Regions from separate parts of the Homo sapiens genome. Here region 2 is linked to region 1. A link is an interaction called in ENCODE POLR2A ChIA-PET data of the cell type or tissue named here. Cell type or tissue: A673. All regions are shown on one strand. Links, peaks and the distances in the headings refer to the core of each region. The heading gives the core; the rest is flanking DNA.

Region 1 (14,989 bases), core at 4,018-12,017:
TGTATCCACAGCCCCGACCTTTGATGAGAACTCAGCTGTCCAGGTGAGTCCAGGCCCCCAGTTGCGGGGAGGTAAGGGGGCAGGTCCTGACCATCAGGGCATGGGAGGCCCTTCTGCTCCCCAAGCAGGAAGAGGCGGCCACTCCTGCCGGCTGCTCCATCCTCCCTCTCACCGCACAGCTGGAGGCTCCTGAGGGCTTCTGGCTGGCCATCAGGAAAACACCCTTTCCGGACCCCGAGCACTGCCCCGCCCAGAACCCCAGTCACTGAGTGCCCAACCCCCAGCTTCCCCCCCAACCCCCCGCCCTGCCCTGTCCCAGGCCTCCCTCTCAGAGCTTGCCCCAGGGACTCTCTGGCCCTCAGGGTTCAATGTATTCTGACCAAGGCCAAGCTTTCCTGGGGCTCAGGGAAAATCACACTTTGCTACCCGAAGCTGTATCCCCTCAGATGCCAGGAAGGCCGTGATCATCTGACTCCACCCTCCTGAGACACATTCTCTCCCTGACTGTCCTGTTCTAAGTCAGCGGAGCACCTTAGGATGGAGGGGTGGAGGCGAGGCCAGATGCAGCCTCTGTGAACAGGTGCCTGGAGGCTGGGAAATGACCCTGAGAGGGCAGGACACAGCAACCGTGGGCTTAAGGTGACCTTGAGAGCAAGCTTGGCCCACTTTACAATTCTGTTCAGAGCCAGCCCCTAACATGGTGGTCATTTATTCATTTGTTCCCTCATTTTAAAAAATGTAAGGCCAGGCATGGTGGCTCACGCCGGTAATCCCAGCACTTTGGGAGGCCGAGGCAGGCAGATCACCTGAGGTCAGGAGTTCGAGACTAGCCTGGCCAACATGGCGAAACCCTGTCTCTACTAAAAATATTTTTTAAAAATTAGCTGAGCATGGTGGCAGGTGCCTGTAATCCCAGCTACTCAGGACGCTTAGGCAGGAGAATCACTTGAACCTGGGAGGCGAAGGTTGCGGTGTGCCGAGATCGTGCCACTGCACTCTAGCCTAGGCAACAGAGCACAACTCTGTCTCAGGAAAAAAAAAAAAAAAAAAAAGGTATTTCTTTGCTGGGCGCAGTGGCTCACACCTGTAATCCCAGCACTTTGGGAGACCGAGGCGAGTGGATCACTTGAGGTCAGGAGTTCAAGACCAGCCTTACCAACATGATGAAACCCCGTATCTACTAAAAAAAAAAAAAAAAAAAAAAAAAATTAGCCAGATGTGGTGGCACACACCTGTAATCCCAGCTACTTGGGAGGCTGAGGAGGAGAATTGCTTGAACCTGGGAGGCGGAGATTGCAGCGAGCCAAGATTGCGCCTCTGCACTCCAGCCTGGGTGACAGAGTGAGACTCCGTCTCAAAAAAAAAAAAAAAAAAGTAGTGGGTGCCTGTGGCCAGGCCACATCCTAGGGTAGGGGCTATGGCTGAGCCCTGCCCTCCTGGAGCTCACAGCCAAGTCCACTTCTTCCATCTGAGGCGGGGAAGCCAGCCCTGTTCCTGAAACCCTGCATCACAAGCCCCTGTGGGAGGCAGTGGGGAGGGGAGGTCCTCCCCCACTCAGACCTGACCCACAGGGACCAGTTTAATGTGTCCTTGCCCCAGTGATGACAGCTGGGGATCTGGGGGTGGGGAGTCACCCAGGACCCGGGCAGTCGCCTTTCCCCAGCTCCTAGGGCTCCCGGCCTTCCCTGCTGAAACAGCAAGACCAGTGGGTTGGCGTGGGAGGCCTGGGCTTCAAACCACCTCTGCTATCACCTGGCTGTGGGTCCCCAGGCAGGACATACACACAGTCCCTCTCTGGCCCTCATCCTCCTCAGCTGCAAAGGAAAAGCCAAGTGAGACGGGCTCTGGGACCATGGTGACCAGGCTCTTCCCCTGCTCCCTGGCCCTCGCCAGCTGCCAGGCTGAAAAGAAGCCTCAGCTCCCACACCGCCCTCCTCACCGCCCTTCCTCGGCAGTCACTTCCACTGGTGGACCACGGGCCCCCAGCCCTGTGTCGGCCTTGTCTGTCTCAGCTCAACCACAGTCTGACACCAGAGCCCACTTCCATCCTCTCTGGTGTGAGGCACAGCGAGGGCAGCATCTGGAGGAGCTCTGCAGCCTCCACACCTACCACGACCTCCCAGGGCTGGGCTCAGGAAAAACCAGCCACTGCTTTACAGGACAGGGGGTTGAAGCTGAGCCCCGCCTCACACCCACCCCCATGCACTCAAAGATTGGATTTTACAGCTACTTGCAATTCAAAATTCAGAAGAATAAAAAATGGGAACATACAGAACTCTAAAAGATAGACATCAGAAATTGTTAAGTTAAGCTTTTTCAAAAAATCAGCAATTCCCCAGCGTAGTCAAGGGTGGACACTGCACGCTCTGGCATGATGGGATGGCGACCGGGCAAGCTTTCTTCCTCGAGATGCTCTGCTGCTTGAGAGCTATTGCTTTGTTAAGATATAAAAAGGGGTTTCTTTTTGTCTTTCTGTAAGGTGGACTTCCAGCTTTTGATTGAAAGTCCTAGGGTGATTCTATTTCTGCTGTGATTTATCTGCTGAAAGCTCAGCTGGGGTTGTGCAAGCTAGGGACCCATTCCTGTGTAATACAATGTCTGCACCAATGCTAATAAAGTCCTATTCTCTTTTATGAGAAAGAAAAAGACACCGTCCTTTAAAGTGCTGCAGTATGGCCAGACGTGGTGGCTCACACCTGCAATCCCAGCACCTTAGGAGGCCGAGGCAGGAGGATCCTTGAGGTCAGGAGTTCGAGACCAGCCTCGCCAACATGGTGAAACCCCATTTCTACTAAAAATACAAAAAATTAGCCAAGTGTGGTGGCATATGCCTGTAATCCCAACTACTCAGAAGGCCGAGGCAGGAGAATTACTTGAACGCAGGAGAATCACTGCAGCCCAGGAGGCAGAGGTTGCAGTGAGCCGAGATTGCACCACTGCACTCCAGCCTGGGTGACAGAGCAAGACTCCATCTCAGTAAATAAATAAATAAATAAAAAGCGCTGCAGTAGCTGTGGCCTCACCCTGAAGTCAGCGGGCCCAGGCCTACCTCACTCTCTCCCTTGGCAGAGAAGCAGACGTCCATAGCTCCTCTCCCTCACAAGCGCTCCCAGCCTGCCCTCCAGCTGCTGCTCTCCCCTCCCAGTCTCTACTCACTGGGATGAGGTTAGGTCATGAGGACACCAAAAACCTAAAAATAAACAAAAAGCCAAACAAGCCTTAGCTTTTCTTAAAGACTGAAATGCCTGGAAGTGTCCCTTTATTTATAAAATAACTTTTGTCATATTTCTTATACATGTTTCTTGTAAGAAATTCAGAAACTACAGACAAAGAGAGTGGAAATTACCCACTGTCAGGCCTCTGAGCCCAAGCTAAGCCATCATATCCCCTGTGCCCTGCACGTATACACCCAGATGGCCTGAAGCAACTGAAGATCCACAAAAGAAGTGAAAATAGCCAGTTCCTGCCTTAACTGATGACATTCCACCATTGTGATTTGTTCCTGCCCCACCCTAACTGATCAATTGACCTTGTGACAATACACCTTCCCCACCCTTGAGAAGGTGCTTTGTAATATTCTCCCCACCCACCCCACGCCCGCACCCCCGCACCCTTAAGAAGGTATTTTGTAATATTCTCTCCGCCATTGAGAATGTGCTTTGTAAGATCCACCCCCTGCCCACAAAAAATTGCTCCTAACTCCACCGCCTATCCCAAACCTACAAGAACTAATGATAATCCCACCACCCTTTGCTGACTCTTTTTGGACTCAGCCCACCTGCACCCAGGTGATTAAAAAGCTTTATTGTTCACACAAAGCCTGTTTGGTAGTCTCTTCACAGGGAAGCATGTGACACCCACAATCCCACCTAGCCCAGGAGAGAGCTACGGCAGGGTGTGTGTTTTGACACTGAGCTTGGGGCTTTTTCCATCTTCTCCCCACAGCCTCTGGCTCCACACCTCCACCGTTCAAGCGCCAGAAAGAGCTGTCTATGCAGCCTGCTCTTGGGCCTGGGGATGAGACACACAATTCATTGGCTCCTGGATTTTAAGTAGACATTTGTAAATCTATAGCTAACTACTGTCCTTAAAGCCATTGTTTCCATTACAAAATCCAACTCTCTGAGAGAAAAGGGTGTTTTAAATTTAAAAAAATAAAAACAAAAAAGTTTGATTGAGACAATGAAGAGCCAATGTTTGAAGAACTGGAGGCATTAATAGTTTATCCCAAAAATATGAGTGGGAATGAGTGCCTGATAATGAAAAAGGCGGCTTCATTCAAAAGGAGGTCAAGAATTGGCAGACTTTGGGAGGCTGAGGTGAGTGAATCACTTGAGCCCAGGAGTTCAAGACCAGACTGGGCAACGTGGCAAAACACCATCTCTATAAAAAATATAAAAATTTGGCTGGGCATGGTGGCTCACACCTGTAATCCTAGCACTTTTGGAGGCTGAGGTGGGTGGATCACTTGAGGTTAGGAGTTCCAGACCAGCCTAACATGGTGAAACCACATATCTACTAAAAAAAATACAAAATTAGCTGGATGTGGTAGTGCATGCCTGTTATCCCAGCTACTTGGAAGGCTGAGACAGGAGAATTGCTTGAACCCAGGAGGCAGAGGCTGCAGTGAGCCAGGATTGCGCCACTGCACTCCAGCCTGGGCAACAAGAGCAAAACTCTGTCTAAAAGAAAAAAAAAAAAGATACAAACATTAGCTGGCCATGGTGGTGTGTGTCTGTGGTCCCAGCTATTCAGGAGGCTGAGGTGGGAGGATCGCCTGAATCCAGGTCAAGGCTGCAGTGAGCCGTGATGATGCCACTGCACTCCACCCTGGGTGACACAGAGAGATCCTATTTCAAAAACAAATAAATAAATAATTTTAAAAAAGAGTTGACTAGCTGGTAGGAGGACAGAATTGGCAGGAAGTGGCTACACTTGAGACTCCTAGGGTCCCTGAGAAGTGTCCAACATCCTGCACCTCTGCCCTTAGGAAGTTGGGGGAAGAGAAGTCCCAGGAGGGATTATAGCCCAAGAGGAGGGGACTTATTCTTCACTTTCCAGGGTGTGGGCTTCTAAGAGAAGCCTGCCTCTCACAGGACATCAGAAAGGGTGAGGACGCTAGCCTGAGGGATGGAGCTAGGCAGCTGGCCTGAGGTCTGCCTCACAGAGTGTTCCCAGTGTGATGTGGTTGCAGAAGAGCAACCTCAACCCACAGACCGAGAGGCAGTCAGAATTGGCTCTGGACAAGATGGTGCACCCGTAAGAGCCCACGGTTGGGGATGAATCTGTGACAGATTTAGTGGATCTTGAGATGAGCAGAAATCAGATGTGTAGCAGTGATGGCACAAGAAGATGATGATCAGGCAAGACGAGAGACACTCCAGAGAGACCTGGATGGCCAGGGAATGCTTAGTCCCCAGTGCCTCTCCTCACCGCAGGGCAATCTGTAAATCATTCCCAGGGAAAGGGGAAAGAGGATTCAGTGGTTAGTCAGCCAAGAGAGGCTGAGTATTAAGAAGGGAATGAGTTACTCCGAAATGGAAATAATATGTTTTGAGGGCTCATGAGCCAAAATGAGTTCAGTTATAGAGAAATAAAGATAATTACATTATGTCCCCCTAATGAATAACTGAAATTTTAAATCCACGACATAATCATTATTAACATGTTATTATCTATAATTCCAAAGCTTTCTGTGCACATATACAAAAACAGATACAGCAGATCTACAAAATGGAAACATCCTATACATGCTGCTTTGTAACCTGCACTGTTCATTTAACAATAACCTTTTCAGGTCAATAAATGTAAGTATCTACTATTATTGCTAATTGCCACATGACAGCTCTGTCTCCCAGGCTAGAGTGCAGTGGTGCGATCACTCTGGGGTTTAAGCAATCCTCCTGCCTCTGCCTCCCTAAGTGCTGGGACTACAGGCGTCAGATACCATGGCTGGCCCTTACTTTTTTTTTTTTTTTTTTTTGAGACAAGAGTCTCACTCTGTCATCCAGGCTGGATTGCAGTGGCGTGATCTCAGCTCACTGCAAGCTCCGCATCCCAGGTTCATGCCATTCTCCTGCCTCAGCCTCCTGAGTAGCTGGGACTACAGGAGCCCGCCACCACGCCCAGCTAATTTTTTTTTTTTTTTTTTTTTGTATTTTTACTAGACACGGGGTTTCACTGTGTTAGCCAAGATGGTCTTGATCTCCTGAACTCGTGATCCACCCGCCTCAGCCTCCCAAAGTGCTGGGATTACAGGCGTGAGCCACCGCGCACGGCCGGCCCTTTCTTTTTTAAGCAACTATTATCAACGATTTGCAAAAAATAAAAATCCTCGCACTTACATCTTTGTTTGTCTGTCTTCTTAGAATCAATTCCAAGACATGAAATTTGGGGGACACCTTTACTTTTAACAGAGGCTGGATTATCAATCTGGGCCTCTGTGCCAGCCGTACCAACTTCTATCCCAAAAGAAAACAAGTGCCTCTTTCCACTCTCACCAAACTGGGGTATTAACAATCTTTCAAACTTTGCTAATCCAAAAATATATATATATATTTATATATACAGGCTGGAGGGCAGTGGCACAATCTCGGCTCACTGCAGCCTCTGCCTCCCAGGTTCAAGCAATTCTCTTGCCTCAGCCTCCGGAGTAGCTGAGATTACAGGAACGTGCTACCATGCCTGGCTAATTTTTGCATTTTTAGTAGAGACGGGGTTTCACCATGTTGTCCAGGCTGGCCTCAAACTCCTGACCTCAGATGATCCACCAGTCTTGGCCTCCCAAAGTGCTGGGATTACAGGTGTGAGCCACTGCATCTGGCCTATCCAAAATATTTGTTTTGTTTTGTTTTGGTTTGGTTTGGTTCCTTTTTTTTTTTTCTGCTAATCCAAAATATTTTTAAATGATGTCTCATGGTCGTTCTAATTTGCATTTCTTTAGTTACCAAATAAACACCTTTTCACATGTTTATTGGCCATTTATATTTCATCTTTTGTGAAATGCCTACTTGGGTTTTTTGCCCAATTTTCTGTTTAGGTTTCTTTTTCTTATTGTTTTACGAGTAAAAATAAACTAGGTATATTCATTTATTTACTGTCCTATACATTGCAAATTTTTCTCTATCATATATCTGGAGTATTTTTTCCACATCTATCTTTTTCTCGTGATTTCTGGCTGTGGGGTCATGCTAAGAAAACATGAATTGAATTTCACTTCTTCCCCATGTGTGGTTCAAACTCTGGCCAGACCTTGAGGTCTCCAAAAGAGGAAGGGCATGCTGGGATCAGCTTTGAAGACATGCAGGCCAGGCCCCCAACCCAGACAGCCGTGGTGGAAGCAAGCCATGTGTCACCCACAAAGGACCTCAAGATCACACAGGATATGACGGTCAGCTCCAAGAAATAGTCCCTAAACTTTTAAGTGATAATTCCTATTTTCACCATCTTGGAAGGGTATAAAGAGACAAAATCATTTGTGCAAAAGGACAACACAGAGAACACAGGCTAAGTACTAAAGCATTTACTCAAAAAATATGGGTGATTGGCCGGGCACGGTGGCTCATGCCTGTAATCCCAGCACTTTGGGAGGCCGAGGCGGGCAGAACACCTGAGGTCTAGAGTTCAAGACCAGCCTGACCAACATGGAGAAACCCCGTCTCTACTAAAAATACAAAATTAGCCGGACGTGGTGGCGCATGCCTGTAATCCCAGCTACCCAGGAAGCTGAGGCAGAATTGCTTGAACCCAGGAGGCAGGGGTTGCGGTGAGCTGAGATCATGCCATTGCACTCCAGCCTGGGCAATAAGAGCAAAACTCCGTCCGTCTCAAAAAAATAAATAAATAAATAAATGGGTGATTGACTTCTAAGTGCCAAGCATTTCCCAAGGGCTGGGCACAAAAGTTTCTATCTATCCTTTGGAACTTGAGAGTTTAGTTGGAAAAATAGGCCTTAATCAAAGAATCACAGAAAAAACAAATTTTTCAGGTGCAATAAGGGCTATCAATTAGAGATACACAGGGTATTAAGGGTATGAGAGGTCATGGAGGAGAAAGAATTAAAAGGGAAAGAACGAGCATCCCTCACAGAGGAAGCAGATAGTACAGAGGCCTCATGTCATGTGGTACATCTGAGCAATAGAATGAAGCTCAGCGAGCCTAGGCTCAAGAACAAGCAGGGGCCAGGCGTGGTGGCTCATGCCTGTAATCCCAGTACTTTAGGAGGCCGAGGCGGGCAGATCACTTGAGCTCAGAAGTTTGAGGCCAGCCTGGGCAACATGGTGAAACACCACCACTACAAAAAAAATCAAAACAATTAGCCCAGTGTAGTGGTGCAAGCCTGTGGGCCCAGCTACTCAGGAGGCTGAGGTGGGAGGATGGCTTGAGCCCAGGAGGCGGAGATTGCAGTGAGCCAAGATCATGCCACTACACTCCAGCCTGGGCGACAGTGCCAGACCCTGTCTCAAAAAAAAAAAAAAAAAAAAAAAAAAAAAAGTAGAAACTTCCTGATAAATTAGGCTAGCAGCTGAGGATTTCACTTGCTATCCTAAGAGCCAGTGAAGTGTCTTTAAGCATGAGATCAGAGTATGGGGGAGAAATGACTCAGGTTTGTGTTTTAAAAGATTACTCTGACTAAAGCATGGATAAACTGGGGGTAGGAGGCAAAGAAATGTGGAGAGACCTATTGAGAGCACTGCAAACAGAAACTGGCAATAGCTTAAACTAAAATGATAGTGGCAAAGGGCCAGTACAGAAGTCTGATGGATCTTGGAGAACGACCGTGGACTATCGTAAACTTAATCAGAGTGACTCCAGCTGAAGCTGCTGTCCCAGATGTATCTTTTTTTTTTTTTTTTTTTGAGACTGTCTTGCTCTGTCACCCAGAGCTCAAACTCAGCTCACTGCAGCCTTGACTCAAGTGATCCTCCTGCCTCCCATGTAGCTGGGACCACAGGTGCATGCCACCACTCCTGGCTAATTTTTTTTTTTTGAGGGATGGGGTCTCACTTTGTTGCCCAGGCTGGTCTTGAACTCCTGGGCTCAAGCAATCCTCCTGCCTTGGCTTCCCAAACTGCTGGGATTACATCTGTAAGCTACCACGCCTGGGGCCAGATGTAGCATCTTTACTCATACACAACAGCTCTTGGCACTTGGTATGGAGCTACCAAGTTAGAATCAAATTGGTATTTCTCCATACCAATTTATAAGGATCACCAGAAGTAGTTTGCTTTTACCTGGCAGGGCCAACAGTATACCTTCACAGTGTTACCTCAGGACTATGTCAGTTCTGCTCTCTAGCATAATACAGTTCACAGAGATCTTGATCATCTTGACAATCCACAAAATATCACACTAGTCCACTACAGTGATGACACTATGCTGTTGGATCTGATGAGCAGAAAGTACCAAGCGCTTTAGATGCCTTAGTAAGACATAAATAAGAAGTTGGGAGTTAAACCCAAAAACAAGTCAGGGAACCAGGCACGGTGGCTCACGCCTGTAATCCCAGCACTTTGGGAGGCCAAGGCGGGCGGATCACGAGGTCAGGAGATTGAGACCATCCTGGATAACACGGTGAACCCCCGTCTCTACTAAAAATACAAAAAAATAGCCAGGCGTGGTAGCAGGCGCCTGTAGTCCCAGCTACTCAGGAGGCTGAGGCAGGAGAATGGCGTGAACCCGGGAGGTGGAGCTTGCAGTGAGCCGAGATCGCACCACTGCACTCCAGCCTGGGCGACAGAGCGAGACTCCGTTCTCAGAAAAAAACAAAACAAACAAACAAACAAACAATTCAGGGGCCTGCCACCTCAGAGACATTTCTCGGAAGTCAACAGTATAGAGTTATGTCAAAATATCCTCTCCAAGACAGGTGGCTGTACCTCATACCACCACACACACACACACGCACGCACGCACGCACAATGTTTGATAGGTTTTTCTTGGCTTTTGGAGACCACATATACATTTGAGCAGCACAGGCACCCAGTAGCTCCACCTGGCACTCTCCTCCCTGGACAGTTTTATAGCAGAGGCCTCCAGGGAGACACCTGTGAATGGCTTTCCTGAGTACACTACAAAGCAGATTTTTAACGAGGTTCAGAGGGCATATTTTTAGCAAGGTCTGGATCTCAGCTTTGGACACTGTCAGCCCCAGAACTAGTGGCAGCTCTTTGTATCTGTTATTCCTACATTCTTTACTTTACTTGTTACTAACTAATCCCGTTTCTACAAACCCGTTGTAGTTAATAATTATTGAAATTAAACTTTCCCTGAACAGATTATTATACATGAATTTCTCTAACTGGATAGTGTAATCTTCACCTCAAAAATAGCCAAGTTTGAAAGAGAAACTCATGGCAGGGCACAGTGGCTCATGCCTGTAATCCCAACACTTTGGGAGGCCAAGGTCAGCAGATCACCTGAGGTCAGGAGTTCAAGACCAGCCTGACCAACATGGTGAAACCCCATCTCTACTAAAAATACAAAAATTAGCCGGGTGTGGGGCGCACACCTGTAGTCCCACCTACTCGGAAGGCTGTGGCAGGAGAATCACTCGAGCCTGAGAGGCAGAGGTCGGCAGTGAGCTGAGATCACACCACTGCACTCCAGCCTGGACAAGAGTGAGACTCCATCTCAAAAAAAAAAAAAGGGAAACTCACAAGCTCAATTTTTTTTCTTTTTTGTAATGACAAGGTCTTGCTCTGTTGCCCAGGCTGGAGTGCAGTGGTGCAATCATGGTTCACTGCAGCCTCAAATCCTGCGCTCAAAGGACCTTCCTGCCTCAGCCTCCCAGATAGGTGGAACTACAGGCACACACCACCATGCCCGGCTAATAGGGTCTTGCTATGTTGGCCAGGCTGGTCTTGAACTCCTGGCCACAAACAATTCTTCCACCTCAGCCTCCCGAAGTGTTAGGATTACAGGCAGGAGCCACCACACCTGGCAAGCTCAGTTCTAAACAATGTTAAGTTTGAGTTTACTTTAAAACACCCAAAAATAGGGCTGGGCACCATGGCTCACGCCTGTAATCCCAACACTTTGGGAGGCCGAGGCGGGTGGATCACTTGAGGTCAGGAGTTCGAGACCAGCCTGGCCAACATGATGAAACCCCGTCTCTACTAAAAATACAAAAATTAGCTGGGCACGGTGGTGGTCGCCTATAATCCCAGCTATTCAGGAGGCTGAGGCAGGAGAATCACTTGAACCCAGGAGGCAGAGGTTGCAGTGAGCTGAGATCATGCCACTGCACTCTAGCCTGGGCGACAGAGCAAGACTCCATCTCTAAAATAAAAATTAAAATTAAAAAATAAAATAAAATAAATAAAATAAAATAAAATAAAAAAATTAGCCGGAAATCACTTGACCCTGGGAGGTGGAGGTTGCAGTGAGCCAAGATTGTGCCACTGCATTCCAGCCTGGGCAACAGAGCGAAGTTCAAGAGTTTAGAAAAATCTGGGATTAAGATGTGTTTATGAGTCATTTCCATAAAAATGCATAGCTGAAATGGCCTAGGGAAAAAGTAAACAGCAAGAAGAGTGACGCTAGGACTGAATCTTGAGAAAACCCAAATTTAATGGCTGGATAGAAGAGATAAGCCTCCTAAGGAAATACTGGAGCTTCCAGAGAGGTAGAGGAAAGTGAGGACAAGGTTGTGACCAGGTAAAGGGTGGCACCACAGGAGTGCGGGGCTCCTGTCTCCATTCAACAGAACTTGCTGGGGCTGACTGGCTGCCTCCAGCTGCTTCCCATATCTTTGGACCTGCCACAGTGCTCATGCCAAGGCCACCCTTCTTCTAGGCTGCTAGAGCCCACGACTGAGCTTGATGGGAGCCATTTCTGCTGAATTGTCTGACGGAATCTTTGCCCTGGGGCTCCACACTGGACTGGCTGAGACCACCTCAGAATTGCACTGTAGTGAGAAGCGCTTCCTATTTCCTTTTTTTCCTCTTCCCTTACTCATTCCTGCACTGCAGCTGGAAACTGCCCACCTCTGGCCCTCTAGTTAAGCACAATAATAATGTATCCCCTTGACTCAGGTATTTTTTTACTTAGAAACAAATGCATCCTAACTGACACACCACCCACAAGCTGACAGGAAAGGGCGAGCGTGATGTGCACCAGATGTCAGACTGTAGGGTAGAGAGTTTGTGAAGATTAAAAAGGAAAATATTTTCCTCAGCCAACCACCAAAGGAAAAGATATAAAACAAGAGGCTGGTTTAAAAACAGGAGACTATTTAATCCATCTAAAAATACAAATCAGGAAATGGGGGGAACCATAGGAAAATCCTCCACCTCTAACAGAGCGAAGTTACTGGCTTTCTGCTTGCTCCAAGAATCCCAAGGCTTGATGTTTGGAAGGAATTATCTGTTCTTCAACTACTCCCAGATACTCAAGACATAAGTTACACACATCTGGAGAAGGGTTCTGCCCTGCTGAAGCTAGATGGGAGCTCAATGCATGGGAGAAAGGAGCATCAATCTAGAAAAAAATGATCAAAGAACAGCTGAGTGACAGTGTGGGGCCATCCCAGGCAAGTGGGCTCTTGGTGCTCTGGTGTAGCCAGAACCCATACAAGCTGGGCTGGCCTAGGAAGCCCACCAGCCAGCCTGTGTTCAGCTACAGCTTCTGTGTTCTTATTTACCATCATCAGCCACAGCCCTTGGGAGCAAAGCCCTAGACGCCTCCTTCAAGCCCCCTGCTGGTTGGTTTCATCATTATCTCGCCTCTTCCAAATCTGTAAGAAATGAAAACACAAACTGAAGTCTAGGAGGCATTCAGTCAACAGACACTTATCAAATACCTATTCTGTGCCAGGCCATGGACAACTTGTCACCCCATTTACAAATCTGCTATACCCCATTTGGAAATCTGCTACAGTGGCTACAGCCACTGAGGAGAAAAAAGTTATCTCTAGAAGGAGAGGTATCACTTTCTTCTTACAAAGCTATGGCTTTTGTCTCAATCTTCCTTCTTTTGCCAGGTACTAGGGCAGTTACATAAAGAGAAGACAGAGATGCTCTGTGCTCCATGGGTCAATCCAATGGAGAGGACAGACAGGCAAAGCGATATGGCCGGCACTAAAACAAACGTCAAGTAGAAAGCGCTGTGGGGTCACAAAGCTGCCTGGGGCTCTGGGGAGCACTTCGTGGTCGACTTCTAGCCAGCCTCCCTGATGAGTCTAGGTTCTTCCTCCTCGAAACCAGACCGCACACTTCTGCAAAACTAACCTGGCCATAATCGCAACTTTCTTTGCTCACTCATACATTTTCTACACTTCCTTATACTTCTTTTCTGAAAATCTCTGCTTGACTTTCAGGGCCATACATTCTGCCCCCAACTCACTACTAAGTACTTCCCAATAGGTACCTGGCCCTCCAACCAAGGTCCTAACTCTATCCCTCTTCCTGCCTTGGCCCACTCCTCTCACTGGCCCCATACGCCACCTATTTGTGGCTCACTAAGCCTGTGGCCAACCCACCTGAATGTAAGCCTCTGACAGTGTGATCATCTGGGGAAGGATGTCAGTCACCTGGAGGTCTTGTAATTCATACCATTTGCCTGTCCCCTGCAGAAAGTATGAAGAGCTGGGTTAGTCTGCTCTCTAAAACCAAAAGGGTGTAGAAGGAAAGGATCATAGCCAAGACTAGAAAAATTAGAAGAACAGCCACTAGACATCATCCAGCAACAGTCATAAAGAAGAGGGTACATGACTTCTTCTGGCCATGATTCAATTAATAGGACTTTTGGTGTGTCAATCATGGCAAACTCAATTCCTGTTGGGAATTTTTTTAAAGCACTGTTTTTTGTTTGTTGTTTTTTTGTTTTTTTTTTTTTTTGAGACAGGGTCTCACTCTGTCACCCAGGCTGGACTACAGTGGTGTAATCACAGCTCACTGCAGCCTTGACCCTCTGGATTCAAGCGATCCTCCCCTCAGCCTCCCAGGTAGCTGGAACTACAGGTGTGTGCCACTAAAACTGGCTAATTTTTTTTTTAATAGCAATGGGGTCCCACTGTGTTGCCCAGGCTAACTCCTGGTCTCAAAAGATCCTCCCGCCTCAGCCTCCTAAAGTGCTAGGATTATGGGTATGAGCCACTGCGCCTGGCCCCTTGAAGTACAATGGAGTCTGAAACACTTCTGTACATCTTTTTAAAAGGAATTTAGTGGACACTAAAGATGAGAAAAGAGGAAGCCATCTAATCATCACCTATGATGTCTCCTTCCTGCTCAGAAATGACAGACTAGACATTCTCACTTATGAGGTACACAGTGTCAACCACTGAGAGAACCTAAATATGGACATTCCTGGCTGGGCACAGGGGCTTACGCCTGTAATCCCAGCATTTTGGGAGGCCGAGGTGGGCAGATCACTTGAGGTAAGGAGTTTGAGACCAGCCTGGCCAACACAGTAAAACCCCGTCTCTACCAAAAATACAAAAATTAGCCAGGCCTGGTGGCAGGTGCCTGTAGGTCCCAGCTACTTGGGAGGCTGAGGCAGGAGAATCACTTGAACCCAGGAGGTGGAGGTTGCAGTGAGCCAAGATCATGCCACTGCATTCCATCCTGGGTGATAGGGTGAGACTCTGTCTTAAAAAAAAAAAAAAAAAAAAAAGCAACAGGTCATCAAGAAAAGGTGTCCTTGGTGGACACTGTCTATCACACTAACCTGATTCCTTTGGCCTAAGAAACCAGTGCTACAAATACAGCAAAACGTATCTCACTTCATGCTTCCATGAACAAGGAAAAAATGTTTCTAGATTAAGGCAGAGGCACCTCTGGCCGCCCACCTGTCTTATCCAACCAAAGTTCTAAGAAATACCAAAGACCATTATTGTAGAATATAAATATTCCAGATCCTCTGGATATTACAATAGTTGAGAATATAGGAAACATAAGGAAAGCTCAGGATCACATAAGTAAGTTCCCATTCCTGCTTCAAGGACGAGTTAAGAACATGGGCTTTGAAGCAGAGTACCTGGGTCAAATCC
Region 2 (14,989 bases), core at 2,789-10,788, 88 kb before region 1:
TGGAGCCCTGCAGAAGTGCTGCTGTGCTTTATGGAGACTGGCTGTTTAGGCTTCCGGCCAGTTGGAAGCCTTTAGTTGCTAAGTGAGAAACCCCGGTGGGTTCTGCTGAAGAGAGAGGCCACATAGAAAGCAACACAGTGCCAGACATATGAGTGAAGAAGGCTCTCAGCAGAACCTTATGGGTGCCTCCAGCCCCAGCCTCTAGCTGGCTGCAGCCCCATGGGGGAACCCACTAAAGAACCACCCGGCTGAACCCAGTCAACTAACAGAAACATGAGAAAGAATATTAAATGGTTGTGTTAAGCCACTACATTTTGGGGTGGTTTCTTATACAGAAATAGAGAACTGAAACATTCGAGTAGGAGCAAAAGTTGACATCTGGTCCCCCATTTCCTCTCTAACCTCATCCCCCGCCCTAGCCCATATACTCTGCTCTCACCACACAGGGCTCCCTGCCATTCCTTGAACCTACCCAGCAGGCTCCCACCTCAGGGCCTTTGCATTGGCTGTTTACTGTGCCTGAAATGCCCTTAGCTCGGGTAGCCTCAGGGTTCACTTCCTCACCCCTTTCTGGTGTTTCTATGTCCCCTTCTCAGTGAGGCTGTCCCTAATCACACTCTATGAAGTTTGTACCCTTCCCCTTCAGTATTATCTACCTCTTCCTTGCTTTATTTTCAATGGCATTTACCATCATCTGCCATACTATAGATATCACTGGTTGCTTGGTTTCTGTCTCCCATACACTAGAAGGTCAGTTCCATGAGGTCAGGGATTTTTGCCTGCCTTGTTTACTGCTATATCCCAGCCGCTAGAACAATCCCTAGTACACAGTAGACACTCAATAAGTACTTACTGAGTGAATGAAGGTCCACTCCTCTGTTTGGACCAAGACCTGCTCAGCTATTTAGTCAGCTGCTTTGACCAGAAAAAAACAGTGGATCCAGAGACAGAGTTGGTCATGTCAAAGGCACAGCTGCCCTGACTGCCAAGAACTTGTGGTTGTCTTGAATCCACAATCTTTTCTCTGGCATTGGGTTCCCCAACCTGATCAATTGAGTTGGGAGCAATGGATTCAAGTCAACAGTCATTCTTACACTGGACAGAACTCGAGCTGAGCCGGGCACTGTAATGGGGCTGGTTAGAAAGATAAGTTTGGTGACTGGGCACGGTGGCGCACTCCTGTAATCACAGCACTTTGAGAGGCTGAGGCAGGTAGATCCCTTGAGGCCAGGAGTCTGAGACCAGCCTGGCCAACATGGCGAAACCCTGTCTCTACCAAAAATACAAAAAGTTAGCCAGTTGTGGTGGCACACACTTATAATCCCAGCTACTTGGAAGTCTGAGGCAGGAGAATCGCTTGAACCTGGGAGGCGGAGGTTGCAGTGAGCCAAGATCACGTCATTGTCCTCCAGCCTGGGTGACAGAGCGAGACTCCATCTCAAAAAAAAAAAAAAAAAAAAGAAGAAAGATAAGTTTGGTGAGGTTTCTGCCATCAAGAGCTCACGTCCTGCAAAGAGACCATCCTCATCCCTTCCTTTATCCACCATAAGCCTTCGCTACCCTCTGTAGAGCACCTGCTAAGCCTGGGGTTATGCAGCAGTGAATAGAGCAAAACCTCTACCCTGTGGAGCTGACATTCTAGTAAGAGGAGACACAGTGCCCACCTCAAGGAACTCCGAGTCCAGTAGGAAAGATAATGCAAGTCTGAACCAGTACGAAGTGATAGACACTAAGGAAAAAGCTGTAGGAATTCAGAGTGTAGCCAAACAGCTCTGGGGGACTTCCTGGAAGAAGAGGCATTTAAACCAGGCTGGAAAGATGGTGGGATTTGGCCGGGCAGACCACCTCCCTGAGAAATGCCTATGGCTTGCTTCCTCTCCTCCTCCAAACCTTTGCCATTATGTCACTTGGTCACTGAGGCCTCCCCTTACCACCCGTTTCCAGCTGGAGCCACCAGCCATTTCACCTTATGACATGCTCTATGCTTTACTTGTGCAGTGTGCTTGTTCTGTGTCCCCACTTGAAGGAGACAGGAAGTGGCAGGTAGGAGCAGTGCTTGGGTGTGGGCAGAGCCCAGTGAGGTTCCCACTGGCAGGTGACATGACACTGTCCTGACCGTTGAGGGTCTGTTAGGGATGATTTCAGCCTCAAGGAGCCCTGCCTAAGGAAGAAACATGGTCGGCCCCAAGAGGATAAGTGCGCTGCCTTGGAGCAGCCAAGTCTCCAGGCTCTCGGCTTCCTCTGCCTGGCATCTGACTTGTCCCTGCCTTCTCTTGCTCCTCTTCCCTCCCCCTGACATCCTCCTGTCCCCCAGATTCTTCATTCTGAAGGCTCTGATGGATGCAGGAAGAAGGTTAGGGTCCCCTGCTGGTGCTCTGCTCCTCTCCTGTGCCCTGTGAGATTCTGTTTCTGCAAAACAATATTATTCATCATATTAACCTGTTTGTTAAAGTGAATTTTGATCACCTTTGTAGTTTTGCTTGTATTCATTTATTAATTTGTTTTGGGCTTATAGTTATATAAGAATTAAAAACATAAAGTACAAGAGCATAATTCTGATCTTAGGGTTCTGGGACAATGTGTTTCCTTTTGGGACGAGGGCATATGTTACTCAAGTTCAAGAAGCTCTGGGCTGGACACTCTCTGAGTTTTCTGCACCTCTGACTTAGTGGTCTGGAAGTTGAGAGATGCATTCTCTTCCCAGGACCAGCTCGGTACCCTTCGGCATCTGCCTCCCCTGTCCTCTATCTTCCCCCTCCCGCCCCACCGCAAGCCTCAGCCTCTTCATCTGTAAACGGAGAAAAGAGAGGGGGAGCTGGAACCCACAGATCTCAAGCTCTTCCCATCCCTAGTGTCTTAGGATTTGTCTTAAGCCTCTTAAAAACCCCAGAGCACAGCAGTGGGGAAAAGTGAAACATTCACCCGTGAGAAAGTGAGCTCCCCTGCATGCCTAACATCCATCGCAGGCAAGAAAAACTGTCTCCCAGGGCCTCGATGAGCCCAATGAACATCAACGAGGGATGAGCCGGGAGGGCAGACAGTGAGCAAGCTGCTCATTAGGGCTCTGCTCATCAGGACCTAGTTGTCAACAGCCTAACCAGGCTTGGCTTGAGCCAGCGATCTCCTGGGAGCTGTTAGCAATCCCTGCAGATGTGCTTTGCGGCTAGATGTGAAGTTAGAGTGTGCTGACTTCTTCTTCATCTTCTTCTTCTTTAAGGAAAACAACTTTCAGTTCCCCAAGGAGCACATTCCTTCATTGTGAGGTCTTCCCTCCGCATTTCCCCATTCCCTCAGAAAAGAAAGGAAGCAAAAAAGCCTTGGCTGCTGCTTCTGTGTAGGCTCCTCAAACAACAACAACAAAAAACTATTTTTGCAGCTCTCTGAAAAAGTCCCCACTGATGGCAGCAGCCAGAGAACATGAGGGGGCAGAACAGAGCTGACGCAATGCACATTTATTAGCAGTGAGGAAAATTAATAAGGCACCAGCTCGAGGGCAGCCCCACAGACCTGGATGCCCCAGGGACAGCTGTAGACCTGGTGGTCCCCAGGCTGAGTCCTCAAGATGCCTAATCAGTTGCAATTCTAGATCAGCACAGCTGGAGGGAGGCTTGGAGATCATCTAGTCCAGAGGACAAATGCTTTTTATCACGCATGCCAAATCTAATTGATTGGTAGAGGCTGCCTGAAGCTCTGTGTTGAAAAGGATCCTGAGGCTGCATCTGGGTCCCTTTGGGAATGAGTGCTATAATTGATTAGCAATGTCTGCCATGGATGAAAGAAAAGGAGTGGCAGGATTCACACCATGTGTTTGCCACTCCTGGTCTAGTTCGATCCTGCCTTTTTTTTTTTTTTTTTTTTTTTTTGATGAGAGAGACTGAGTCCTGACGCCCGTTGTTGGTAGGGTTTTTCCCAGCCTTCTCAGGAATCTGACTACTGTTGGTCAGTGGCAGGTAGCCTGAATGTCTCTGAGGACTGAAGATGTCAGATCCAAAGACTGTCTCCAAAAAGCCAGAACAACTGCTGATTTTAGTTAATGCTATAAACTGCCTGTTTCCTGGAAATAATCGGTAAAATTAGTTGTCTCGTGGAATCGACTGGTCAGTTCAACCAATGTAGGTGATGTATCAGGCCCAGGTAAGCCCCAAGCCAGTGTCTACCTAACGTTAGTGCTCAGTTTGGCCAAAAAGAGTTCATGGGGGAGGCTAACCAACTATCTGAGCTCAAGACAATAGAACTCCCAAGTGGTCAACAAAGTTGTTCTAATCAGATGGATCACTGGCCGTCTGATTACTACCAGACAAGCTTGAGTCAAGGTGTTCTAGCCACCCTGGCCAGGACTCTACCTCCCTCACCATCATCTCCTCCTGCCCTTCCAGCCTGGCTTCTTTCCTTTCCCCTTTTGAGCCCGTGACAGATCCTGCTTCCTCTGCCAGAGAATCCTTCTGCAGTGGGCTGAACACCTCGAGAAAGTCTTCCTGACTGACCCTTCCAACACCTGCAGATAGTTCCACTGCCTTAGAGCCTCTCCTTCCATCTGTGACAGCTCAAAAACCATTCAGGCCACTCCTCATTTTAAAACTGAGGAAACTGAGGCTCAAGAATGGACATGGCTCACTTGATATCACACAGGAGGTAGACTGTTGACTTTAACCAATTGCCCCCCACTCAGTTGGCTCAGGTCTCCTGATTCCAACTCCAGGGTTGTGGTGGCTGCCTGGGGAAAATCCATTCTGTCTGGTTCACTGAGTTTCGTGCGTGACTCAGAACAACACAGATAACTTCTGAGGACTCCTGGAAGTGGGCGGACCTTCACTTTGGGGTGGCAAAGAACTTGACATGTGATGGGGGTGTGTGGGGGAGTGTGAGGGTGGCGTGGGTCATTGGTAAGGGGGGTAGGCTGCAGGAGAGGGCTGACCTGATATGAACCCTGGGGGGACTGCCAAGGGGCCCAGCCACTACCTCCTGGGAACAAGGAAACAAGGTAGTTTATCTCTCTGGCTTCGGAGCGTTTGTCACACTGCCCCCTGGAAGTCTACCCTGGCATCTTAGGTCCCCAACATTCCCCATCTTGAATTCAACAATCCTCTTTTGAGTGGGGCAGGGAAAACAAGCCCTTCCACAAGGAACTCGGCTAAGTGAAAAGTGGCCCTCAGCGGTGGTGGACAGAGCCCAGGCTTTGGACAAGGATGGTCCCGAATTGACCCTTGGCTCACCACCTACAAGCTGGGAGTTTGGCTGAGTTCCTTGATCTCACCGGGCCTCAGTTTCCTTGTTTGCAAAGCTAGGATAGAAAGATTACTGGCCCTCATAGGGTTGTTGTGAGGATTAAAGGGAGATTATCAATGTAAAGGGCTGAGCACAGGGCTTGGCAGATGGCAGCTAATAACTGCACCTTGAACGTCTCTCCTCTCCTCTCAGTGCAGTACCATACATGCTTCAGGGCTCTGATCCTACCACACCTCCTTCAGGAAGCCTTCCCTGGACACACTCAGCCCAGAGGAACACACTCCGCTCTTGGGAACTTCCAGGCTCACCTGCCAGTGTTCTATACTGAAAGCCTTGTTTCTCCAAAGAACCCACAGATCACTGGGGGCTGATGTGGTTTGCAGCCCTCCTTGCTCCTGCAGGCTCCCAGCTCAGAGCTGAACACACAGCACATGCTGAATAACATGGCTGCTCAAGCTCCTGGCACCCTCTCCCCGCCCCAGCCCACCTTATTCCCCCAGATCCCCTGATTTTCCAACCCCCTGTCTCATTTGTTCCTAATGCTTCTGTCTCCATGTCTCCAGAGCTCTGTTTGCATGAGGGAAAAAACTCTACATACACACACACACACACACACACACACACACACACACACACACACAGCCCAGAAAGCATCCAGTTGCTCCCGGGCTGGCTGCCAGCGATTGAGTGACCTGCAGCTTCCTCCCCAAATCACATTCCACTGGCACGGATCTTGCCCCGCCTGACGCCAGCCTCCGAACTCGCCCCCAGAGCAAACATTTCCAGTTGGCAGCTCGGCCTTGTTTTTCTGAGGCCCTGATTCGGGCTCCCTTGTAGAAAACAGAAAACAAAATGCATTGGACCAAAAATGAAATGAAATAAATTTTAAAAGGATGGAGGGCTGGGGGAAGGCATTTGCTCCAAGTCACATGGAAAAATAGAAGCTTCAGGGTGTACAAATAGCGTTTAAGAAGCAAACACACATGCTCACCATCCCCCCATCCTGCTGGCTTTGAGGCTGTGATCAATTCATTCAGGCTGCTGCCTCCCGCTAAAAGACTTACTCTGTTCTCATTCACAGCTGCGAGGGGAGGACCCGGGAGAAGGGTGGTGGGAGACCACAGATCTGAAAGGGGAGGGTGATCGGGGTTACAGGACTGTTGTTTGTTCCAAAGGGGAAATTAGAGGAAGAAAAATAAACATGGCCAGCCACATTTTAACCCCAGTGCGCGAGGAGTCCGGGGATGGACAGGGTATGTGTGTGCGTGTGCTGGCGTGTGCACATGCCTGTGGGCGCCGCCGTGTTTGCCTTCTCAAAATAAGAGCTGCTCAGTGGAAAGATGTCATAACCCAGGCTCAGGCGGCAGGGGGACGGGCCAGCCAGGGGGGGCAAGGCTGGCGCCCAGGCCTGCCCATGGGGTCAGGCAAAGGCCGGGTGTCAGAACAGGGGAGCTGTGAGTCAAGGGCCAGGCGTTTGATGCCGAAGGTCAGCCCCCAGCTGGGGCTCAGTCCATGGGGAAGAGGTGGTCCGAGGAGCATTGCTAAGAAAGGATGAGCTCATGGGATGTGGGGCTCATCTCAGCAAAGGAGGGTTGTGATGTGGGGAGGGAGGCCCCAGGGGAAGTCCATGGAGGTGGAAGGGACTAGGTGAGGTGGCAGGGTGAGGAGGAGGACAGAGAGGTGGTTAGCTGACCCCAGAGTGAGGGCAGTTGGCCACCAATCTGGCTGGGTCACAGAGCTGAGGAGCAGGGCTGCAAAGCACCTCCTGCCCAGGAACAAGGATGCTGGGAGGTGGCATGGGAAAGGAGACAGGGATCCCAGGACTGAGAGAGCATGCGGGACCTGGGCTGAGATGTAGGGTCCTTGGCCCAGGAGAGTCCCAGACGTGTTGTCAAGCATCAGGCCAGGAGTGAGTGGGCAGTCACATGAGAAGCCAGGCAGGTCCGTCAGCTTGGGAAGCCGTGAGACAGGACGAGAGCAGGCAGCTCAGAGCTGGCACCAGGACCTGTGTGGCTGGGTCGCTTCTCTATGGTGCCAGCTTCTCCATACAGGGAAGAGCCTGGCACCTTTAAGGGAGCTGGCAGTACCGAAGAGATCCCAGAGAGAGGGCCTGATGGAGTCTGCAGTGGCTGTCGGTGCTCAGCTTGATGGTCAGGGGCTCTGGAGCAGGAAGGTACACAGTCCAAGAAGGAAGATCCAGTGTCCCCCAGAGGGCGATGGCAGGACCGCCTGTGTCCTAATCACCTGGAGTATGTAATAAAATGTACCTTTCTTCCATTCTTTCTACCTGCTGGATCAGAACCCATGTGATTGGGCCACTGAGGAGCTGAACTTTAGATGGCCAGCCATGGGATTCTCCTGCACATTCAGGTTGAAGAATCCCTGCCCGAGCTGATGTTGCCAAATCCTTTGACCTTCCTGGCTCCTCTTCTCTGGCTGTAGCACTATCTATCCAGACCCTAGGAACCACAGGACTTTCCACTTTCCCTTTACCACGATCTTCAAGGACAGTAGTCAACAAACCTTTCCCAAGGGTATTTTGACTTTGATTCCGAAACTTTGTAAACCCAAAGAAATGAGTCTCTAATGGTGGAAATTCAGGCCTGGAGAAAGCCAGTAAAAGAATCTTGGAGAGAACATGGGGTGCCTTCCAACTAACCCTCAAATTCGCTGTGTATCTGGGAGGCCCCAAAGACAGTTTTTAAAAAAACGTGTTTCCTTAATTGATCAGTTCTCAGAATAGTGACTTGGTTCTTTTTTGTTGTCATTTTGAATTCTTGGATTTTACAATATTTGATGTGTTTCAGCTCATTGCAGGATTTTTGTATGTTTGTTTTGGTTTGTTTTGGGATGCACAAATAATCCCATTTTATCCAGTGGGAGCTCCTTCAAGTTGGCACCTGAGTCCTTTTGACATGCCCCTCGTGGTGTTTGGTCACTTTCTCGCTTTCTGGTTCAGGATGTTCTGGGCTCATCTTGTGTATTTGTTGCCCCAGACCTGGAAACAGGCAATTCTCCAAGAAGCCTTGGTTCCCTTCAGTGAGAAAAGATACTTAGAGACCACAGTTTGGGCACTATACGTGCTCAACCAGAGACAGCTTCTTTTCTTTTTGTTTCTCAATCTTCTCGAATAACTTGAGTCTGGGCCAAGTGCATCTGAAGGACACCACACTCTGCCCCATTAAGTGTGTTTCTCCTGGATCCCAGGTTGTCTCTTCCTTGGAGGTAAGCTCTGCCCACCTGAAGCGGCCTCCTTCCTTTTACTTCCCTCCCCAGAGATTAACCTCAGTCTCCAGGGCTGGTCCATCAGCCCCAAAAGCCCACCATCTCTCTTGGGTGTGTACTGGAATATGAGGTGCACCGAGAGAGTTGCTTACCTCTCTATGCCGTAGCTTCTTCATCTGCAAAGTGAGGTTTTAAGGATTTTATTTTATTTTTCTTCTTTTAGAGTTAGGGTATCATTCTGTCACCCAGGCTCTAGTACAGTGCCACAATCACAGCTCACTGCAACCTCCAACTAGTGAGCTCAAGTGGTCCTCCCACTGCAGCCTCCCAAGTAGCTGGGACTACAGGTGCACACCACCACGCCTGGCTAATATTTTAATTTTTTTTAGAGATGGGGGTCTTGCTATATTGCCCAGGCTGGTCTCAAACTCCTGGTCTCAAGCGATCCTCCTACCTCTGCATTCCAAAGTGCTGGGATTACAAGCATGAGCCACTGCACCCAGCCAAAAGTATTTTAAATGAGATAATTCAAAGTTCTTAGCACAGTGCTTAGCAAATAGTGAGCACTAGAATACCATATAGATTTGTATTATTAACAGTGTCTGCCAGGGGAACCTACAAGGTCTTTATGTGTACAAGTAGAATTTCTGGCAGTCTTCTCTGATATTCCCCAGTAAAAGGGTTTGTAGATCCTCCCACCTTGCTGCAAAACAAAGACACAAAGGAATTTGTGCCGCATTAGACCGTTTGAAGGAGGGAGCCCCCAGTTGGGAAAGGAGCATTCAAAAGAAGGAAGAAGTCTAGGGAGGGATGTCTTAAGCTGCAAGAAATACACAAATGTACGTGGAGGATGGTGGGCACTGTGAAGCATGTGTGGGGTAAGAGGAACATTGTGTAAGTATAAACCAGGATCACAGGATGGCAGGGCCACATGAAATTTTAGCCTGTGGGATCTGAGGCAGCTCTAGGGACCAGCTCCCTACTCTGTGGCAGTCAATAAAGCTGGTCACAGATATTCCTGTTTCTCCTCTTTCCACACAGACAGTAGCATTGCACGACTCTTCCATCTTTAAAATTAGGCACAGCCATGAGATTTGCTTTAGTCAATGAATTGTAAGCAGAAGGGGCATGTGTCACTCTAGACAGAAGCCTTAAGGGCCAGTGTACAATTGGCTAAACTTCCTTCACCTGCCTCTGCAACTGTGGAAGCACGCATCAGCCTCTATCAGCCTACGTTCCCATGTGACTATGGTGCACGGAGCCTTCCCTGCTGACCTGTGATGGACAGGTCATGCGTGGTCAAGAAGAAACTCTTGTTGGGCTTAGCCCCTGATATTTGGGGTTGTTTCCACAGCAGAACCTAGCCTGCCCTGTCTGATTGCTCTCTATCTCCTTCTCAGTGGCTCATCCCCTCTCTCCGGGAGTCTGCTTCCCTCTGAATCTGCTCCATCCTCTTCTCATTCTTTCCCCGGACTCTAGGATAGCTCTTCTTTCCTTGTAGCCATCACCTGCTCCTCATCTCTGCTTCCACGTCACTTCCACTTGCCTGACGTTCTTCTAGGGCCTATCTCTGCTTTGTGGCTTTACCTGTAACTGCCTCATTCTTCAAGATCTCTTACCTCAGAGAGACAAAGAAAGACTGACTGCCCCAGCGCATCTCTTCATGCCAAGCTACACATCGGTTATTGCTTCTAGACTGGCCCTCTGGGCTGGATCCCAATCCCTGGCCCAAATGGCTAGAGAGGATGAGGACAAGCGAGGGGGTGCTATTACAAGATACAACACATAGCGCCTGCCCCAGGATGTGGATGGGGCACAGCCACATGGCAGGGGCTATGAGTGGGCAGATACCAGGCCTAGGGAGTGGGTGAGAGAGAGGGAAGGATGTTTGCATTTAAGCACTAAATCAAGTTAACCTTCCATCTACAAGATACTAAACATCTGGCTGAAACAAGAGCACTTTGACAGAACATCTGGATATGCACTCGGCACAGTGTGGAGCAGCTGGATCCTTGGCAGCATCTGCGGGAGTGACTGATGTGGGGTCTCCTCCGTGTGTTTAACATCACATTTGTGCTTTCCTTTGCCTGTAGCAGAAAACCAGACTCACACTGGTTTAAATTTTAAAAGGGAAATTTTTACCTTGCTGGGCTGAAAAGTCCAGAGATGAGGCTGGCTTCAGGTTAATCTAACAGCTGAACAATGTCACCAAGGACCCAGTTTCCCTGTTTCCTGATATCAGTTTTATCCCTGAACTGGCTCCCCTTGGAGGTCCCAAAAAGGCTGCCAGAAGTCTGCACAGTTTCACTTATCTTGCTAACATCAGAAAAGTGGGTTCATATTTGTCCCCATGTTGCTAGCAATAAAGCCTGACACCACCTACTCTGATTGGACAGGACTGGGCCACATGCCACACTGATCCAATCACTCTGACCAAAGGGTAATGGAATGTGCTGACTGGCGTAGTCACATGCTCCACCTTGGAACCAGAACCATGCAGTTCCGAAGCCAATTTCTTCAGAACTACATGAAAGCCGGGCGCAGTGGCTCATGCCTGTAATCCCAGCACTTTGGGAGCCAGGAGGATTGCTCCAGCCTGGGGGTTCAAAACCAGCCTGGGCAACATAGCAAGATGCTGTCTCTACAAAAAGTAAAATAAAATAAAATAAAATAAAATAAATTAGCTGAGCATGGTGGCACACACCTGTAGTCCCAGCTACTCAGGAGGCTGAGGTGGGAGGATCCCTTGAGCTCAGGAGGTCAAGGCTACACTGAGCCGTAATTCCACCACAACACTCCAGCTTGGGCAGCAGAGCAAGACTCTGTCTCAAGAGGAGAAAGAGGAAAAAAATGAACTGCGTGGATTCCCAACATAAGCTGGAGAATGTTCAGAAGAGGGAAAAAGGCCGTGGAGGTATATCTGCTGCTAGACACAGGGTTGGGGCGGGGCTGAGGCAAGCGAGGAGCCTAGGGAACAGAATTTAAGAAGACATTCCGTCTCAGGGTCATGTGTGGACCCTGAACTGTCATAGCCCTGAAAGGGAGCATCTCCTTAGATGTTGTGCCATTTGCCTCACCCTAGTGACAGTGTGAGCTCTGGCTGCACAAATTACCCCAAAATTTGGTGGCTCCAAACAACAAACATTTATCATCTGTGGGGAGTTTCTGTGGGAAGGGAATTTGCAAGTGGTTTAGCTGGGGGTTCTGGCGCGGGGTGTCTCATGGGGTTGCAGTCAAGATGTCAGCCAGTGCTACAGTCATCAGAAGGCTTGCCTGGGGCTGGAAATCCACTTCCAAATGGCTCCTTCACATGGCTGTTGCCAGGAACTGAGATCTCAGTTCCTCCTCATGTGGTCTTTTCATAGGACTGCTGGAGCTTCCTCATGGCATGGTGGCTGGCCTCCCTCACAGCAAGTGGTCCAAGAAAGAGCAGGGTGAAAGCTATCCTGCCTTTTAGGACATAGTCTCAAAACTCATACAGTATCATTCTGCTACTTTCTATTCCTTAGAAATGAATCACTAGTCCAGCCCATATTCAAGAGGAGGGGAATTAGCTGCCACCTTTTGTAGGGAGGAATGTCAAAGAATTTGTGGACATATTTTTTTAATTTTTAAAAATGTTATTTATTTTTTGTTTATAGAGACAGAGTCTTGTTCTGTTGCCCAAGCTGGAGTGCAGTGGCGTGATCATAGCTCACTGCAGCCTCAAACTCCTGGGCTCAAGTGATGCCCCCACCTCAGCCTCCCAAGTAGCAGGGACCACAGGCATACACCACCATGCCCAGCTATTTTAATTTTTTTTTTTTTTTTTTTTTGTAGAGATAGTGTCTTGCTGTGTTATCCAAGCTGGTCTCAAACTCTTGGCCTCAAGTGATCCTCCTGCCTCAGCCTCCCAAAGTGTCGGGATTACAGGTGTGAGACACCGCACCCTGTCTGCAGACAAATTTAAAAGCACTCCATGAGACAATGACACGATAACTGGGTCACTAAAGATGCCTTGAATTACGGCTTCCTTACTTCCCATTATCTAAGACTGAGATAATACATATGCTTTATCTCATGTGCCAACTTTGCTTGATTTGTAATGACTGTATGAGAGAGTTAAGATTGATTGTTAATGTCTGCTCTTGGCCAAACCAACAATCATTGCTTCCTATGATTTTGATAACAGAATTTGTCTTTGTTCATGATCCAGCTGCAGTGTGCTCAGAGAAGGTGGCTCCCCCATCATGAATCAGGATTGTCCTAAACAATCCCTCCCATGGGAAGGGGTAATCTCATTTGCTCTTACCAGCAATTGTGACACAGTTTGGCCAAGATAAGGGGAATTCTGGTGGAGAGGTTCTGGAAAAGGTTTTCCTTCCAGATTAAATGACAGTGGTGGGGAGAATACTTCCTTTGAAAGCAATTTTAGAAGGACATAATGCTTGTAGGTCAGGCTGCCACATAACAACCCAAAGGAAAAACTATGAGAATTCCTAGGAGATGGAGACAGAGCCCAGACATCATGGAGCTGTTGGGTTGACTGATCCTGGAACTGCCCTCCTCTGCACTTCTTGTTTTGAGCAATAACAAATGCTCTTACTGAACGTTCTAATTGGGTTTTCTGTTATGGGTGGCCCAGTGCAAACTAATTGATATGTGAGGTAGTCCCACATATCAAGATAGTTTTATGTTCCTTTATATACCTTGAAGAAAACCAGACAAGTTCCTTCCTGGCATCCTGCAGAATATGACTCAATATGACTTATCACGTCCTTCTTCAGGATCACAAGGCTGTCTGGAGCCTCTTCTTGGCTAAGTAGGAAAGTAGAACCCTGCACTTTGTCTTCTTTCCTTTTGTTAGATGCAGATCTTTTTCCAGAGACCTTCACAAAGGAATCCAGAGCCACTTCAGGTCTGGCACCCAGTGGCAGGTTCATTGATCTCTGGGGAAAGGGAAGGGCTTCTGGCCCTCAAGGAACTTGTTTATGATAGACCCCTCAGACCCAGTCACCCAGGAGTGGGGGCCAGGCATGCTGGGGGTCAGGTCTGGCAAGGGCGCAAACTACTCCAGAGAGCCTACCCCACTTCCCTTCCTGTTCCCTCTTCTCCTTCCAAGAGCTTCTCTTCCTCTATACTTTCCTCGGCCCCAATATCTATTGTCTCCTTTTGCATTGAGATTTTTATTCTGGACACGTGGATGCTCAAAACCAAGGCTGCATTTCCCAGTCTCCCCTGCAGTTGGGGGCAGCTATGGGGAGTGTATTCTGGCCATTGAGAGGCAGGGGAAGGGGTGTGTCAGCTCCTGCGCTGGGCCATAAAGTGGGGTACAGTGCCCTTCCTCTACCCTGCTGCTTGAAATAGACTGTTGTGTTTGGGGGTGGGCATGTTTGATCATGACGATGAGGCTGACACCCTGAAAATAATGGAAGGAGAAGGTTCCTGGGCTCCCGCAGCAGCCCTGGACCTCCTACTTATGATTGTTATCTAAGTGAAACTTACATCTTCTTTGTTTGAGCCACTGTTATGTTGGGGTCTGTGTTACCTGTAGCCCAGCCCTTTCTCTCCCCTCTCCTCCTTTTCTTTCTCCTCCTCTCTCTTCTTTATATTATTCTCTTTTCTCTTTTTCCTCCTTCCTCCCACTCCTTTTTTTTTCTCCCAATCCCCAAAGCCCCTCGCCTTCCCCTTCTCTCTTCTCTCCAACCCACTAGCTTCTTCCAAAATGGCAGGTGATGGGCACAGACACCAAGAGTGCAGAGAGCCTTCCTGCTCCCTGGTCCCTGTGAATGTGTCCCTGTCCCAAAGGCCCTGGCCTGCTGGGGATTTGCTCCTACCCAGGGGAGCCTCCCGCTGTGTCCAGCTCTGTGCTCTGAGGATAGCCTGCACCCAGGGAGGAGGCAGAGAGCCAGCAGGGTGCCAACCTCAGGCAGCCTGTCCTGTGGCCCAATGCCCGGTGTCCAGCTCCTGTCTCATGATTCTGCAGTGACCGCTGTGGTGCCTGGAACTGGATTCTTCCCTGGGCTACAGACCATCTGGCTGTGCCCTCTGGCTTCCCCAGAAGGGGATGCTCTTAGATGTCAGGAAGCTGACGCCAGCCTGCTAGGAGCTGGCCAGGTCTAACTCTTTCTTCTTCAGCCTCAGATACAGACTTTGCCTGGGGTGGGAGATGGTGGCAGGAGAAGAGAAGCCAAAGAGGATTCACTCGCCACAGAGACTTGGTGAAAACCACTGTGCAGGCCCCTGTGACTTCCCCTCCTAGCCCTGCCCTCTGGGCCCCCGTGCCAACCCTCTGTCCCTGCTTAGCCCACACAGGCGACAGATGGTGCCTTGAAGATGAGTCCTGGGATGGGGCCCAGGGTGCCGGTGTCAGCTGTGGCGAGGCGCTCCCCTTTCATCCTCCAGCATGTGGCTGGGATAACCCCAGCTCTTCACCTGGCTAAGTAGGGCTCAGCAGGGCAGAAGGGCTGAGCTGCATGAGGCCACATGTGGGGACTTAGAACCTTTGGGAGTGGAGGCCCAGCGGGGAGGGGAGAGATGGCCAAGGCCCCAGGGTGGG

The links. Peaks named below come from ENCODE experiments on the same cell type or tissue, not always from the same donor. Only the 100,000 strongest peaks of a DNase experiment are listed, where the experiment ranks them.
Region 2: POLR2A ChIA-PET joins it to region 1 with 11 read pairs; 8 of 35 experiments call an interaction of 5 or more read pairs at or near these places.

The regions. Positions count from the first base shown.
Region 1 is chr2:85,646,508-85,661,496 of GRCh38, reverse strand. SFTPB (surfactant protein B) reads left to right here. Exons shown (of 11, transcript NM_000542.5): 10 at 1-43; 11 at 1,815-4,183. The coding sequence ends at 24. USP39 (ubiquitin specific peptidase 39) reads right to left here. Exons shown (of 13, transcript NM_006590.4): 12 at 13,481-13,567; 13 at 12,214-12,736. The coding sequence ends at 12,689. Among named protein-coding and RNA genes, the nearest start is that of SFTPB, 14 kb to the left of the region's middle. In A673, for the core only: no CTCF peak of the experiment used is centred there; no DNase peak of the experiment used is centred there.
Region 2 is chr2:85,733,599-85,748,587 of GRCh38, reverse strand. No RefSeq gene overlaps it. Among named protein-coding and RNA genes, the nearest start is that of ATOH8, 13 kb to the left of the region's middle. In A673, for the core only: no CTCF peak of the experiment used is centred there; DNase peaks (open chromatin) are centred at 3,677 and 5,917; H3K27ac peaks cover 2,895 bases.